Regions from separate parts of the Homo sapiens genome. Here region 1 is linked to region 2. The links are chromatin loops, found by intact Hi-C in ENCODE. Cell type or tissue: B cell. All regions are shown on one strand. Each heading gives the region's core, and the rest is flanking DNA. Links, peaks and the distances in the headings are about the cores only.

The links. Peaks named below come from ENCODE experiments on the same cell type or tissue, not always from the same donor. Only the 100,000 strongest peaks of a DNase experiment are listed, where the experiment ranks them.
Region 1: it touches region 2 in a loop (7-fold over the local background); 6 of 110 quality-filtered maps call a loop at or near these places.

The regions. Positions count from the first base shown.
Region 1 is chr1:153,531,921-153,534,822 of GRCh38, forward strand. It overlaps LOC124904423 (a long non-coding RNA gene), which reads left to right and starts at 1,522. Exons shown (of 2, transcript XR_007066630.1): 1 at 1,522-2,001. S100A6 (S100 calcium binding protein A6) reads right to left here. Exons shown (of 3, transcript NM_014624.4): 3 at 2,679-2,902. The coding sequence ends at 2,776. RefSeq lists a cis regulatory region at 309-636 and an enhancer at 1,813-2,107. In B cell, for the core only: a CTCF peak has its summit at 1,385 (motif pointing right); a DNase peak (open chromatin) is centred at 1,391; H3K27ac peaks cover 447 bases.
Region 2 is chr1:153,597,332-153,600,233 of GRCh38, forward strand. No RefSeq gene overlaps it. Among named protein-coding and RNA genes, the nearest start is that of S100A16, 14 kb to the right of the region's middle. In B cell, for the core only: no CTCF peak of the experiment used is centred there; a DNase peak (open chromatin) is centred at 1,720; H3K4me3 peaks cover 460 bases; H3K27ac peaks cover 2,050 bases.

The DNA.
Region 1 (2,902 bases), core at 135-2,634, 66 kb before region 2:
AAAAAATAAATTAGCCAGACATGTTGGTGTACACCTGTAGTCCTAGATACTCGGGAGGCTGAGGTGAGAGGATCACTTGAGCCCAGGAGTTGGAGGCTGCAGTGAGCTATGATAGTGTCACTGCACTCTATCCTGGGCAACAGAGAGAGACAGTCTCTAAAAAATTAAAATAAAATAATACATACTACACACAAATCTTCTAAGATGACAAGAGGCAATGGCTATGATAGGTGCCTCACAAAAATGAAGCTGCTATAAAAATGTGGTCCTATACAAAGGTGGTGGCATTATTCTTGACAATTTCCTTTTTGCTTGGCAAAAAACAGAGAGCTACTTCCTGTGACTCAGTCCTAAACCCCCTAACTGGGGCCTGCCCCAGTTTACAGAGATGGTCTGTGGTGCTGCTGTTGCAGCTTCACCAATGTTAGGGTGATTAGATTGTAGGATTAATGTCAGTAATGGGAGGACCTCAACTGAAGGAAGTGGAGAGACTAGAGCCACTCCCACTGCTCAACCTTCAGAGAAGCAAAGTGACCTCTCATGAAGCCCTCAGCTCACATCCTAACTTTTCCCCATCCTGTAAGCCCACACCATACTCAACAGTGAGCTGAAAGGATTCAATTCCAACTTTAAATTGGTCGGAGCAATAAAACGTCCAGTCTATGCACCTCTCCACACCCAATTCCACCATTTGACTGCTGCACCTACCATATTCCATTGTAAATGCTGCTTCCCTCCCCTATCCTGCGAGAAAAAAAAAAAAAACCTAAAAAATTATACCCCTAAAGATTTGCTGTTTGTTTTGTTTTTTGTTTTATTCTTGAAATTCATGTTCCCTTTCCCCTCCACCACTGTGGAGAAGCAGAAACGAAAGGACACGCCTGTTTACTGAGCAGATGGACTGTGCACCTGTGTTGATTCTCCTGCACCGGTGGCCTGCCCACCCACCAGAGCTCCCCAGGAACGCCCGGCAGACGGCCTTGCCTGAGCATCCCCTCCCCGCAGCAGCGGGCTTCCTGTCACTGAAACTCCTCTTCCCTCTCCTCAGGGAGCATTGATTTGTACGAAGGTCTTCTAGCCCTGCAGGTTGGGGAGGGGAGGCGCAGGGTTCCGATTCCATTTGTCTTTACAAAGGGACCGCCTTTCCCTCATGGACTTGCTTATTGTAGGTGTGTCAATTGTGAAGCTGAGTTGCTTAATTCTAGGGCTGATTGCCGGGAGCTAAAGGATCCCCCTACCCTGACATTCCCGGGGCGCCCTATTCTGTCTTCCTCTTCCTAAGGACTCCCCTGACTGCCAGGCCACAGCCCCACGGCGGGCCCCTGCCAGAGGCTCAAGAAAACCAACCCGACTGTCCCCGCAGCGCCCTGCTCTCTGTCCACAGGAGGGCGCTCGCTCCGAACCCCAAGTTGTCAGCCACTGGAAGGCAGGCGGAGAGGGACTGGAAGAAAGGGGGAGGAAAGGGGTGTAGGGCGGGAACCTAGAGGGGCGCGGGAGGGGTTAGGGAGCGCGTACTTTTCCAGAGGGAGCTGAATAGAGCCAAGGCTTGGGCACGGCTGTGCAGAGAGGGAATTCGGCCCCCGGTCTCTTGCAACCAACAGCGCGACTTCTCCCTGCAGGGCAGGGGAGGCAATAGAGAAGGAGGGCCTCCAAGAAGGTGCATCTCCCAGCTGTTTACCAATCCCCACCCAGTGGGGACAGAAGACAACTTAATTCCACAAAGTTGGACCCCCAAGGGAAGTGGGGAGGTGAGAGGGAAAGAAGGATGTGGTCTCCATCTAAAGTCAAGATCTCTTCCCCAGAAGCTAGAGGTAAACTTGCCCAGCTCGGACTAGGCCTAGAGAGGCTGAATGATGTGGCATCACCCGGAAACAGCGTTTACCCTCCTTATCCTCTTCCCTTCTGCCTGAAAACACTAATCCAGATGATGGACAATGATTCAATTAGTCATCTTCTCTGATGGGGGCTGAGATCCAGGCTGGGATCCCGTGGAAGTGCCGGGTGAGTCATTACGCTGAGGCTGCAGGGATACCCCGCCCCATTACTGAACACCCCGTGGTTCACGTGTTGGTGCAGCTGCCAGCTCCTCAGACCACCGTTCCAACAAAAAGCCCTCACCCTGAATGCAGGGACACACTCCAAGAGTGTGCCTCCCCCACTCCACCTGGGACCTGGGCAGCCGCAGTAGACTCAGTCACACAGCGTCCTCACTGGTGTAGGAAACTCCCTGAGCCAAGCCTCAGGCATCTCAGATGTGCCCTATCTAACCCCTGCGCTGTGATGAGAAAGGGGACTTGCCCCACCCCAGGGCCCCTCTTGCCACACCCAGAGCAAAACACATCTGGGAGCCTCTGGGACTATCTCTGCCTCACTTCCAGGCCCCCAAACCCCATCACATCCCGGCCCAGGGACCATTTCCATCTCCAAGCTCATCCCAGGACTCTCTCTACTGGAAACCACTTGAGCCTTTCCTTAGGATGGCGTTGCCAAGAGGGGCATCTCTCCTCATTCACATAAAGGCACCTTATGTGCTAGAGGCAGCCTTGTCAGGGTGGGTCCTCTGGCCTGGCGAGTCAATGAGTCATTTTCAGAGGTTGACCGTGAGCAAATCTTCCAATGGCTGGTGTCCCACTAAGCCAAGGAGGAACAGAAATCATTCGGAAGCCAGGACGCAAGGGTAAATTTGACCAAAAAAAATTTATTGTACAATTACCCACCACTGGATTTGACTCAGAGAGGACCCCCAGAGGGTGTCTCCATCTTCCCTATTTATTTTCAGCCCTTGAGGGCTTCATTGTAGATCAAAGCCAAGGCCCCCAGGAAGGTGACATACTCCTGGAAGTTCACCTCCTGGTCCTTGTTCCGGTCCAAGTCTTCCATCAGCCTTGCAATTTCAGCATCC
Region 2 (2,902 bases), core at 266-2,765:
TCTCTGAACCTTGACATCTTCATGTGTAAAATGTGGGTCATGATACTTATCTCACTGCAGTTGTTAAGAGGAACAAAAAAACCTTGAATGTGAAAGTGCTCATTAAAACTTTTGCCAGGCGGGCGTGGTGGCTCACATCTGTAATCCTAGCACTTTGGGAGGCCGAGGCGGGCAGCTCACAAAGTCAGGAGTTTGAGACCAGCCTGACCAATAATGGTAAAATCCCATCTCTACTAAAAATACAAAAAAATCAGCCGGGCATGGTGGCAGGTGCCTGTAATCCCAGCTACTCTGGAGGCTGAGGCAGGAGAATTGCTTGAACCCAGGAGGCGTAGATGGCAGTGAGCCAAGATTGCACCACTGCACTCCAGCCTGAGCCATAGAGAGAGACTCTGTCTCAAAAAAACTTTTGCCAGGTGCAGTGGCTCACACCTGTAATCCCAGCACTTTGGGAGGCTGAAGCAGGAGGATCGTTTGAACCAGGGAGTTTGAAGCTGCGGTGAGCTAGGATCATGCCACTGCACTGCAGCCTGGGTGACAGAGTGAGACCTTGTCTCTAAAAAAAAAGAAAAGAAAGAAATCCACTTTTGTGTGTGTGTGTGTTTGTGTGTGTGTGTGTGTGTGTGTGTGTGTGTAGTCTCACTGTGTTTTTCAGGCTGGTCTGGAACTCCTGGGCTCAAACAAACCTCCCTCCTCAGCCTCCCAAAGTGCTGGGATGGGAGCTCACAAGTGTGAGCCACCATGCCGAGCGAAAAACAACACTTTTAACACTGGACAAAGAAAGTATGTTTAGTTTTTCAAAAGGGACTTTACTAGGAATCTAAATGTAAAATAAAACCAAATTTACAGAAAATACAAAAGTTGACACAGATAGTTTCAGGTTTCTTACCCTATGTGACAAAATGAGCTAGGCTCTCACCCTAAAGAATGATAGATCTGAGGCCAGGTGCGGTAGCTCACACCTATAATCCCAGCACTTCGGGAGGCCAAGGTGGGAAGATCACTTGAGCCCAGGAGTTCAAGACCAGCCTGGCCAACATAAAGAGACATCATCTCTACAGAAAACTTTTGAAAATTAGCCAGGCATGGTGACCCTGCACCTGTAGTCCTAGCCATTCAGGAGGCTGAGGTAGGAGGATTGCTTGAACTGGGGAGGTCGAGGCTGCAGTGAGCCGTAATCACACCCCTACTCCAGCCTGGGCAACAGAGCAAGACTCTGTCTCAAAAATAAAAAACAATGACAGGTCTGCTATAGATGGGTTTGACAGGCACAACTTATTGGGCACCCACCACTTCAGTCCCAAGAGGGTCAGACACTGGGCCAGGCCAGCGCTGGACCCCAGACGGAGGAAAGGCCTTCTCTGCTCCACTGTGAGGCCCCACAGAGACCTGCTTCTGGTTCTTCTCTCTCCTGATATGCTCAGGGAGGCACCTGGTTCACAGCTCCTGGGTAAGGGAGGCATGCCCTTCTCTTGCCCCAGCAGTCCTGAGGGAGGCCACAGGCTGAGCCCACTGACCCTCCAGTGGCTGCTTTTTCTCCTTTGGGATCTCTGTGGCTCCAGGCTCTGAAGCCAAAGCTCTGCCTGCTGTTACAGTCCTCTGACCTCCTCTGAAGTTCGGCTTCCTCCCCAGAGCCCTTAAACCCCCTAGCAACAGGCTTCTAATTAGCATCACACACATACTCATTTCCTGCCAGCTGTCCTACAGTCTTGGTAGGGTGGAAGGGCTGGTTTCATCCAAGTACTGCGGGCAGTGAGGGGAGCAAAGCCCATCTTCTCTCAAGAAAGCAGAAGTGGTCCTGGGGACAGAGATGGGGCTGGCCCAAACAGCCTGCAGCTGTTCCCTCACCCCTCCTAAGAGAGTCTCTCTCTTGTCTCTGATGCAGAGATAATATTGCCCTCTCTCACCAGTTTCCAACTCCTTTTATTTATTTATTATTTATTTATTTATTTATTTTGAGACAGAGTCTCGCTCTGTCACCCAGGCTGGAGTGCAGTGGTGCAATCTTGGTTCACTGCAACCTCCAACTCCCAGGTTCAAGCGATTCTCCTGTCTTGGCCTCCTGAGTAGCTAGGACTACAGGTGTGCACCACCACGCCCAGCTAATTTTTTGTATTTTTATTAGAGACGGGGTTTCAACATCTTGGCCAGACTGATCTTGAACTCCTGACAATCTGCCTGCAATCTGCCTGCGTCGGCCTCCCAAAGTGCTGGAATTACAGGCGTGAGCAACCACATCTGGCCCCTTCTCCCTTTGGAAGGAAAGATGGGAATGCTGAGTGGGGTGAGAGGGAACAGGCACAGTATTGAGGACTGGAAAATGAGAGAGGAGGCAGGAAGGGCAGCTCTATCCTGAATTGCCTCCAGGATTTTCCAGGAGATCCCCCATCCCCTGGGCTTCGAGGAGCCACCTCCTTCACCACCACAAGGCCTTGGCACCATCATCTTTGCTCTGTCTTCTAGAAGGCTCTTTGCCTTTTTCCTCCTCACCCCCTCCAGGCCTGCCCCTCTCCTGCCTTCTGTTCCAGCCCAGCTCATGCCTCCTCTAGGAAGCCTTCCTAGGTAGCACCTACTCTGCATTGCTGGTGACCCTGCTGTTCCCTAAAGCAGTAGTCTGTCTTCACAAGGTTTGTTTCTGTGCTCCCTAAAGGAATTGTTCTTTTCTTGAGCCCTAAAGGAATTTCGTAAACTATGTACTGGCTTGCACATTTTTCAGGTTGACAGCTAAGATTTTTCATCATGCTTAAATCATTGCCAAGTGTGCAGTTTCTGAAGTGTTTTACATATTGCAACGTTTTAGAATATAACTGCTAAGATTCTGTTCTAAATATATGTTCAATTAAATCTAAATATCAGGCCGGACGCGGTGGCTCACACCTGTAATCCCAGCACTTTGCGAGGC